Regions from separate parts of the Homo sapiens genome. Here region 2 is linked to region 1. A link is an interaction called in ENCODE POLR2A ChIA-PET data of the cell type or tissue named here. Cell type or tissue: OCI-LY7. All regions are shown on one strand. Each heading gives the region's core, and the rest is flanking DNA. Links, peaks and the distances in the headings are about the cores only.

The links. Peaks named below come from ENCODE experiments on the same cell type or tissue, not always from the same donor. Only the 100,000 strongest peaks of a DNase experiment are listed, where the experiment ranks them.
Region 2: POLR2A ChIA-PET joins it to region 1 with 13 read pairs; 3 of 35 experiments call an interaction of 5 or more read pairs at or near these places.

What each region holds. Positions count from the first base shown.
Region 1 is chr4:80,952,035-80,957,421 of GRCh38, reverse strand. The region is part of intron 5 of CFAP299 (cilia and flagella associated protein 299); the gene reads right to left. Among named protein-coding and RNA genes, the nearest start is that of BMP3, 76 kb to the left of the region's middle. In OCI-LY7, for the core only: no CTCF peak of the experiment used is centred there; a DNase peak (open chromatin) is centred at 3,191.
Region 2 is chr4:80,896,931-80,902,317 of GRCh38, reverse strand. All of the region lies in intron 4 of CFAP299 (cilia and flagella associated protein 299), which reads right to left. Among named protein-coding and RNA genes, the nearest start is that of BMP3, 130 kb to the left of the region's middle. RefSeq lists an enhancer at 4,523-4,662. In OCI-LY7, for the core only: no CTCF peak of the experiment used is centred there; no DNase peak of the experiment used is centred there; H3K27ac peaks cover 676 bases.

The DNA.
Region 1 (5,387 bases), core at 163-5,162:
TCTTTTAAAAATTGTTTCTTAATAATGTATAAAAAGAGTGCTAAAAACCGTTACACATACACAACAGCAACAGCAAACGATGTAACTGGCTGAGAAAATTCAGCACTTAGAAAGCTCTTCCTTCAAATTCATGGCACTGTAAGGAGCTGTGAAAAGATTACTGCCTGAAACCCATTACTGGGTCCCAGGAGAGATGGGACTCCAAGCCAAGTATAAAATATGGGTAAAACAAGATACTGAAATAAGTCCAACAGTAAAAAGTTACTGAAAAATAATAACTGATGAAACAAAACAAGAAGATTCTAACCTTATTCTACCAAATCCCAGAAGAATTACAGATTTAAATGTATGAAAAGAACGATAAACAAATTTAGAAGAAAATATATGTAACTATTTTCCTGATTCTAGTATAGGAATCTTTTTAAATATAGAAGCAATGAAAGCTATCAGAAAGAGAAATCAGTAGTTAGGATCATAGAAAAATTTAAAAATTTTGCATGACAAAACAACTGTAAACTTTAAAAGAATATAAATTTTGGTATATCACTAAAAATATGATAGCCAAAAGTTTTCTACCCTCTACACATAGAATACTTTAAAAATTTATTTTAAAATTCCCATTAAAAACCTACAGGAAAGTAGGTAGACAGCAATAACAATTGTAGAGAAAAGGAGATTGGGCATGGTGGCTCAAGCCTATAATCCCATTAATTTGGGTGGCCAAGGCAGGAGGATCGCTTGAGGCCAGGAGTTGGAGACCAGCCCAGGCAACATACTGTCACTATAAAAAAAAAAAAAGAAAATCTTAGGCATGGTGATTAGTGCTTGTGGTCCCAGCTACGCCAGAGGCTAGAGAGGGGAAATGTGCCGGGGTGGAAGTGGGATCATATGAGCCCAGGACTTCTAGGCTACAGTGAGTTTATGATTGTGCCACTGGACTCCACACAGAGCAAGACACTGTCTCTAAAATAAATATATAAATAAGAATATTATATAGTAGCATGCATATAAAATAAATTTTCATTTCCAATAGTAATAAAAAATGACTGGAGCAAATAAAATGACTCCAAACAGATCTGGACTGTGAAATTAACAGTTAAAAAAGTATGCAAAATAAATAGGGCATGGGAAATGGGAAATTTTAAACAGCTCAGATATAATTGTAAATTGACATGGTCTAACTGCAAAGCAATTTGACAATATCTATCTAAAGCTTTACAAAATACATATATTTTGACTAAGCAGGTTCCATTTTAGAAATCTGTCCTAAGTGGGGGTAAAATCAGAAGCTTGTTTGTAGAGAGTTGTTAATTAAACCGGAGGGAAAGCAGAAACCAAACTAAATTTCCACAAGTGGGAAATTCTCATATCAATTATGAGTAATTCAAAGGATAGAATATTATGTACATTCTTTTTTTGAGATGAAGTCTCATTCTTTCCCCCAGGCTGGAGTGTAGTGGCACAATCTATCTCAGCTCACTGCAATCTCTGCCTCCCAGGTTCAAGTGATTTTTCTGCCTCAGCCTCCTGAGTATCTGGGATTATAGGTGCATGCCACCATGCCCAGCTAATTTTTGTATTTTTCTTTAGTAGAGATGGGGTTTCATGGCCAGGCTGGTCTCTAACTCTTGACATCAGGTGATCTGCCTGCCTCAGCCTCCCAAAGTGCTGAGATTACAGGCATGAGCCACCGCGCCTGGCCTAGCTACATTATTTTCAATTTGCTTTTTTCACTTAATAGTGTATCTTGAACATCTGCACTAATCCATCAACATCAGTAAATACAGCTTTAACTTTTTAAACTGCCACATACTATTTCTTTGTATGCATGTATCATAATTTATTTAACCATTGCCTGGTCATGAACATGCAGATTGTTTCCAGTTTTTAACTCTCGCAATGCAAAATGATTATTCTTTTAGAGTTTTCATGGTTTCTAAGGTAATACACTACTAGGAAGCAATTTTCATTCATTGAGCACCTACTCTGTGGCAGGCATTTTAAACATATTCTCTCATTTCATCTTCACAACAACTCTTTGTAAATGGCTATACATTTTTAGATTTTTACAGATGAGAAGACAGAGGTGAAGTGCTCAAAAGGGTGAAGTAATTTTCCCTAATCACAAAGCTGAAAAGATCTCTGTACCTTCAACTCATTCTAAGCATTGCTCCTCTTAAGAGCTTTGCCCTGCCTGAGCCCTGATGACCATTTCTCATTCCCTTCCAACTTGTTCTGCAGTTCTAGCTGCTTTCAACTGCTCCAAAGTATTTTAGAGAATCCTCAGGTCTTGGAGAATTCTCAAGTGGGATTTATTAAGGTACTCAAGCAGGTCTTTGAATAACCTAAAATACAATTATACTACTCTGTATATGGCCATGTGTGCGTTTTTTTTTTTTTTTTTTTTTTTTTTTTTTTTTTTTTGATGGAGTCTTGCTCTGTCACCCAGGCTGGAGTGCAGTGGCGCAATCTTGGCTCACTGCAAGCTCCGTCTCCTGGGTTCACGCCATTCTCCTGCCTCAGCCTCCCAAGTAGCTGGGACTGCAGGTGCCTGCCACCATGCCTGGCTAATTTTTTGTATTTTTTAGTAGAGACAGCGTTTCCCCTTGTTAGCCAGGATGGTCTCGATCACCTGACCTCGTGGTCCGCCCACCTCCGCCTCCTAAACTGCTGGGATTACAGGCATGAGCCACCATGCCCAGCCAAAACTTAACAGATTTTAAAAATAAGTTGTCCCCCCCGCATATTAAGAACCTATCCCCTTGGAGCAACCTCATATACTTATGAGGTAGTTTTCTGACCTGCCAAGTTGGGGCTGACATTTTTGTTCATTTAACTGTGTTTTTCTTTTCCACTCTTGCTTCAGCTATTTGAGAAAATGTATATATGTTCAGGGCCACCAATGTACATGCCAAAGATATCTCAGCCAGCAATAGCCACTTATAAGTTATCAACATGAGATTTTTCTTTCTTACTAATGGTCTTGGTCACTATTCATGCTATTGTATTCCATATTCTAATAAAATTCAACTCTCACTCTGCTTTGGGATTTCAATTTTTGAGAAATTATGAGTATTTGCTGGGAGTGGTGAATGGCTGAGAAAGAGTCATGGGAATTAACTACTTGTTCAACTGTTGAGACCCAGGAAAAAAACATGCTCTTTTTTTGAACTAGAAATAATCCCTCAACTGTGGTCTTGCACCTGCAATGACACCATGCCTGACTCATGTGTTTTCTGATGCCTGCTTCTGTGTTATTAGTTATCAGGTTTTTAAGATCATAGAGGAAACAATTATTTTGTTCTTATTCAATCATTCCATCTTGCCAGGAAATTAACTTCTACTCTCTTCCATACTTCTTGATTTGAGGTAATACATTTTGTGAGAAAGTGAGCGTGAACTGTGTCTAAAGCTCTCTTCCTCAAATCTCTCCATCCTTATATCCCTAGGCCATATGGGTCCCTTTTACTTTTGGCATCATGTTTGATTAGGTTGCTCTTGGAAATAAAAGCTTAAAACAATAATTTTTCTTTGTCATGTATGCTTTATTGGGATATGTACCTTTCTTTTCATTGCATATGTTCAGCTCAGATGATGGAGGCTTATCATTTATACTCTCTTATTACTAAACATTGACATATATATTTATGTATATACATAATTCAAAATTCAAAAAATATATATGTATTTTTTTCTTTCGTGTAGCTTACATTTCTTGTGTTACAGTTCATATATGAGTTCATGCACTGGACACTTATGAACAATGTGCTTATCTCTGGGGGTTGTTCCTTAAATACTGCATATAAAATTAAAGTCAGTTTTTCAGGTCAAGTGGAGGACATGACATTTAAGTTTTAGGAGTTTTAATTCATAAAAGCCAAGCTCTGTTATATAATTTTAATGTATTCCTCAAGGCCATTGATTTTAGCAGTAGTTAGTTGAGTAAATACTTAATTTATATGTGGTGGGCTTTCAGTTCAGATATACCAGGTGATTACCCAGAGGAGAAAATGTTTAAAAGCTACTTAGTATGTGGGTGTTTTAGGGCTATAATCAACCAAACATTCAGTAATTTGGGTAGCAAAACGAGAAAGTTGGCAAGGCCTCAGCTTTACTTAATAACTGTGACTGTGCCACAGTTAAAAAGCAACATTTATAAGAGGCCTCCAAGGAAAATACAGGGGCCAAAAAAGTGGTGTTGGTGATTCAGTAGATATCCCCTGCCCCACTGGCCCAATATTAATTTAGTCTTGTAGTGCAGTTTGCAGAAACATTTCTGAGACGTTGCGGAAGCCATAACCTTGTTTAAAACTTATTCTATTCAGCTTTTTGTTTGTTTGTTTTTCAAAAGGGATTATATATAGCTCCTCCTGTTAAAAGGCAGATTTTAAAACTGAGGACCTTCACTGAAGGGCGAGGTTCCAAGAGATTAAATTGGAACCATCTGCATATAGGACGTAGAAATGTTATGGGTCTCCGTTTTGAGAAGATCAATTTCAAGGCTATGACAGGTTAGGATTTTAGGATCTGGGAGGCAAGGGAAATGAAGAGAAGCCAACGACCTCAGAAGCAGAGGTGGCATTAAACAGGTAATGAACACCTTTCCTACTAATAGTAGCAAGTGCTTGCGTGGGGGTTGCCTGAGAGGGCAGAACAGAGGAGAGAGGAGCTCTGAGAAGATGTTGCTGGACTCTTCCTCTAAATTAAAAAAAAAATGCAAAAACAAAAACGGGTGATTTTATTAGTTGAATTTATTTTTAATTTTAAACCTTATGTGTCTAGTCTTTTGCTCAGAGAAAAAGAAAGAATTTGACATATTTGTTTTTAGCACCTGTACAATAATAGACAACAGTGACTACGCATTTATTTTTAAAAATAATAAAGTAATTGCTACTCTCATTTACCCATGCACCTAACACATTGCCGTTACCCTGGAAAAAATCACCATTTACTCTCGAAAGTTCCTCAAAGAACCCTGAGTGATAATTCATTTATCCACCTACCTAGGCAGAAAAGCACTAGAGTCAATTACTCTGGTAGTTTTTAGCTAAAAATAGCTTTAGCTCTACATATGTTTTCAGTGCCTAAGACCCTAAAATATTTTAAGTTAACCTCAATTTTTTTTAAGAATTATTTTTGGCCCTACCATTCATTTCTTTAGCAAATATTTAATATTTCAATTTATTCATCCCGCAGATGTTTACTGAACACCTACCATGTGCAGGCATGGAGCTAGCCCTGGTAATACAACGGCAAAATGTCCAGAAAGGGTTCCTGCCCTACATTTAACAGTTTATGCTTTACAAGTTTCTGTCATGTGTATTGTTTCATTTGAGCCTCTAGGCAAACTCACTTCACAAAATGAAGTTCCATGAGGCAGTAATAGC
Region 2 (5,387 bases), core at 274-5,273, 55 kb after region 1:
TATATGGATAAAATAATGATATAAAGAAACAGGAGCCATTCTGTGCCACAGATTTGCTGTTAACATATAGATGTTCAGGATAGACTTTATTTTCATCCTGGACCCAGAGAAGGAAAGGGCTCTTAATTATACATTCTACCTATTAATTAATAGGAAAAATGTTCAGATTTTTCTCATAGAAGAAATGTAACTTCAGAACATCCTTCAGTGAGAAAGAGGAAGGCACCTGACCCAGCTGGAAAATATCACAGTTTTGTTATTTGAAAGTGCCACTCTTGAAGGCTGAACTGTTTTTCACAATGCCATATAAATATATACACACAAAAGTATATAATTTTAGAAATGGCAAGATCAGAGGACAGAGAGAGAAACAAACTTTAGCCTAAGTCAAGTGTTAGTTGGCTGAGTTAGGAGGACGGGGAAAAACTCAGCTGGTAATCCTTGAGAAGGAAAAATGAAAACTGTTCTAAAACTTTAAGAGATTTAATTTAGAGTTCTGTTTGGAAATTTTAGGCTTAATAAGTCTCTAGTCATATTCAAAACTAAAGTAGGTAACCATATATGAAAGAAATGAAGTGATTGAACCAATTGCTGGCAGTGATTGGGGCCAAAGGATAAAGCATCAATAATGATTAAATATGTAGTCTTGAAGTCTGTTATTCTAGACAGTGGAATAAGAAGAAACATTGGCATGGAGACCCAATTGTGGCTGGTTTTAAAACTACAAGTAAATAAAACAGGCTCTTATACACCTGTGGCAATTCCTAAGGGTCACGAAGCATCTTAAAAGTGGCAAAGTAACAGCAAATATATTTTTAAAATAATGTTTGCTACTTTGGATGACATGAGAGAAAATAACTTATGCTCAGTTTTACCCACAGAAGGAGCCAGAATGTTTCAAAAAACACCCATTGCATAACTACACTGCTTCTTGGATGATCTGCCCAAAGAAGATGTCTCTAGCAGATCCTGGGAGCTGCTAGAAAAACAATCCTGTTGATACAGTAATGGATTTTGAAAATTAAAATAGCTTAATATGTAATAGGTGTATGTGCACATGCGTGTTCTAGTCATATGCTACAGGAATAGATTCTGTAACTAAAATTACATTTCAGATTGTGATAGGTATATTTTTTTTGCCCTCCATAACGCCTGTGCACCTTGCTTCATGCACTTAGGGAGAGTCCAGCCTCAACAGGCAACATTGCTCTCATTGCTCTCTGTATACCATTGTTTACTATGGTGATGAGTTATGCTGTAAAAATTCCTTTTTTACTCATCTTCCTAGCTTTTTTATTGCAAACCCTTTTTAATTGACTTCATGACTAAATGGTAGTTACTTAGTAAAATGATTAGCAGTGCTTTAAAATACTAAGCATCTACTGTGGGTTGGTTTTTATGCAATACCATATTGATCCTCAGAATAACAAACTAAGGTATATATTATTATTAATTTTTATAAAATGCAGAAACAAAAGGACATAGAGGTCAACAAACTTGTCTAATTAGAAAAAAATTTTGATTGATTTCAAATCCCAGCCCTGTTTATTATTATTATTATTATTTAAAATAACTATTTATTGAATCCTACTAAATTGTATTTTCTTCCAGAGAATACTGCCATATAAATTTGAATTATCAAACTTTGCTTCTTATTACTTTTAGCCTTTTCTTCTAGGGCTTTTCCACTCTTTTATTTGAAAGAAGCAACCCCTTCTTAATTTTCTTATTGAACATATTTTACCTACAACAGATTAAAATACAGTCATCCTAGCAACAGATTTATTTAGATGATACGTATTAATCCAGTTACTGAGAAACTAAACTGATAAATTAGATCTTAGTCTTGACAAATTATTTGCTTTAACACATGCTGGCATGTCTGATATTTTCCCCACGTTCTTTAAACATGAGATATACAATCAGACAAGAATATTGCTATGTTAATATTATTTCTGTTGTATTCTTTGTATAGTTACAAAACATAAAATAATAAGAGAGAAACATAAAAGAGTTGATTTAGAATGCTATTGGATAGAATTATGTAAATGCCTTTCACTTTCCTTGTGCTCCTATGCATCCTATCCTATAAACCTCTTTCTTAGTTCTCATATCACATTTCCGTTATAGACTACTGTTCCCTTCTACTCTCTCAGACACACACACACACACACACACACACACACACACACACTTTCTTCCACTTTTATGTCATTTATTTTCTTGTCAAACTTTTAGTTATCTACTCATGCTATTTTTCCTCCACCTCCAAGTCACCTTTCAACCTACTACAATAGGGTTTTTCTCTGACCCGTTACCACCACCTCTTGACTGAAACTGTTCTTATAAAGTCACCAATGTTTTACCTATTTCCAGACACAATGGGCATTTCTTAATGTTCATCTCTTCTTAAACATTTCCAATGAATTTGCATTTATGAGCTCATTCTGTTCTCACAACAACCCTTTGAGGCAGGTATTATTAACTCCATTTTACTGGTGGGACAAATGAGGCAGAGAGAGTAAGCCAGGTAACTTGCCCAATGTAGCTGAAGCAGAGCCAGGATTTGAACCCAAGCTGACTGATGCCAGAGTTTGCATTTTTTACCACCGTGTATTTCTGTACAATCTGTGGCTGCTCTTGTCAGACTTCTACATTCTCTTTTATTCCCTAGGAGGACTGAAATCTCTGACATGCCTAGTTTAAAAGCACCTCTCTCAAGTTCACTTGGTCTGTCCTTGCCTTTCATGCTCATTTTAGTCAACAGGTGGCCACTTCTTTGTTATTGAAAGACTTTTTTTCTCTTGAGTCCCATGATAAGATTGTGCTCTACGTTTCCTTTTATGCTGCTGTACCTTCCTTCTCAGATTCATTTTCTGGGTTCTTTTCCTCTTCCCAACATATAAAATTGGCTGTTTTCACATTACATCTCATCTCTTCTCTACTCTAGTTGGTTGCATTCTTTCCCAAGGATTTAAGCACTAACTTTATGTTGAATACTTTCAGGCTTGTATCTACAGACCTCTCATATCTAGCTACATCTCATAGATAACTCAAATTTAAGAGTCGGAAATGTTCATGATAATAGAAGAATTTTTACTTGCATATGCTATGTGCCAGTGACTGTTCTAAGTGTTCTACATATATTATCTCATAAAATCTTCACAGTAGCCTTCCATATAGGTGTTATTATAAAGCTCATGTTATACACAAGTGTGAGAGAGTTTGAGTAACTTGCCCAAGATCATCAAGCAAGGGGCAGAGACTGTTAAATCCAGTTTGGCTCCAGACATCTTGCTGTTTAGCTGTATGATAGAGATCTTTACCTAAAATAATCTTTTCCTTATTCTTTGCATTGGAAGTTAGCAAGCCCTTATATTTTGGGAATCAGCCTAAATTTTACCTCTTTAGAGAAGCTGTTCTTGATTATTTTGTCTAAAGTAGCTCCTGCCTGCTTACTCTCAGTATTGGCTTCCTTTTATTTCCTGGAAATTACCTAAAAAATTGTTTAAGTCATTTAATTTACTCATCACTATCATCATAGTCCATGGATTGTTTTGCTCCATACCCACTCAAATTCCTTTATGGTATGCCTTCCTGGATTACAGAGGTAGAAGGATTAAAATCTAATTTTCTCAGATTATCTTACAGCTGGGTTTTCCCATGTAATTTTGATAGCAACAGGAGACAGGAAAATTCTGGGAAGAAGAGGGTGGGTCCCCAGCTAGGGACCCACCCTCAAGCCGAAAAGCCTGATATCATGGCCCAAAATGAGAACTTGCATCCCTGTTTTCCTACTTAAATGTTGCCTTTTCCAAAACCACCCATAGCCCATCCCACCCCCCACATCCAGTGCCCATAAAAACCCCAGGTTCAGCTGGCAGAGGAAGGAGAAGCAGCTGGATATTAGAGACTAAGTTTGGATGTTAGAGAGAAGCAGCTTGAGTTCAGAGAAACAGCTTAAAGGTGTAGCTTTGGAGAGGAGTCTGGCTGGGGATAGCCAGACTTTGGGGGAGGATTGCCATCCTGCCCCATCCCCTTTTCAACTCCCCATCCTGCTGAAACCAACTTTCATTGGTAATAAAATCCCCCACATTTACCACCTCTAATTTGTTCATGTGACCTCATTTTTCTTGGTCACTGGTCAAGAGCTCGAGCAATGAGTGTGGATATAAGAGGGCCCACTGAGCTGTTAACACTTAAACCATCCACAGATGGCAGAGCTAAAAGAGCCCTTACTGTAACACTTCCTCTGGAGCTTCAGGGGTTCTGGGCACCCCACTGGACACTGTCATGAGGCCCCACATGGAGTTTGCTCCTGCCAGTGCCCAAAAGCACTTGCCCTGGCTCCTGCACCGACTCACCTGCATGCTCCCTCCTGCAAGGGGTTGAGTGCCGCAGGCTGAGTAACTGAGGCACCCCTGTTGTGAGGCCCGTGAAGAGGTCAGGGAAATACCCTGTTTCAATTTAGTTTTCTCTAATCAGAAGCTCTCACAGGGGAAATCAATGTGAAACTAAGTTATGTGGGGAAAGACACAGGGCATAAGGAAACAACTGTGCTCAAATAGATTATACAGAAAAGGCATAGCTCTAGAGATGTCAGGTGTGGCAGAAGATTCTTGATATTGTGGTTCCTGACTTGCAGAAACATGTTTCTGGAGCTGTCCACAGTGGTAGGAGCTTCGTGGTTATGCAGTTTTCTGATTGTGGTAGAGGCTGCAGCTTTTTTGCCACCTCAGTTCTTCAGCATGGCTTTAAGAGTTATTATGAAAGCTAAACCTAGAATCTGTTTCTTCAGTCCTCCCAGTGATGTTGTGAACTACTTATATGCTTATTAAATTCCTCCATGCTTAAACCAGCTTCAACAGACTCTGTTGTCTGCAATTAAAGGATCCAGACCAGTACATCTAATAGTTTGTGTGTTTATTTTATCTATCAGAATATAAGCATTCCAAGAGAAGCTAACCATTCCTGTCAATTGCTGAATTCCCAATGCCAGGCACAGCTTAGCTCAGAGTAGATGCCTAATATATAATTACTGAATTTCATAACATAAAGTTTTAGAAATGTTTAATCTCTTGTACAATGATGAAAACTGCTCTGGAATACCCTATAAAGAACTTCCAGTAGTACACCTTGCTGTTTTTCTATGTGTCTTATATTCCATTTCAGCTTGGTTCTAGAATATATCCAGAAGGTTAAGATTACTGAATAGGTAGCAGCTTCTCACTGTTCCTAAAATTTGCCATGCCTTTTTCATTTTTCTGCTGATATTTGTAATGCCGTGCCCTTCACTTTTCTCTTGGGTGAATTCCTATTCATTTTTCAAAGATAAACTGAATTATTTTCTTACAGCAGTCTTTCCCGTACTTCCCTCAAATGATTGA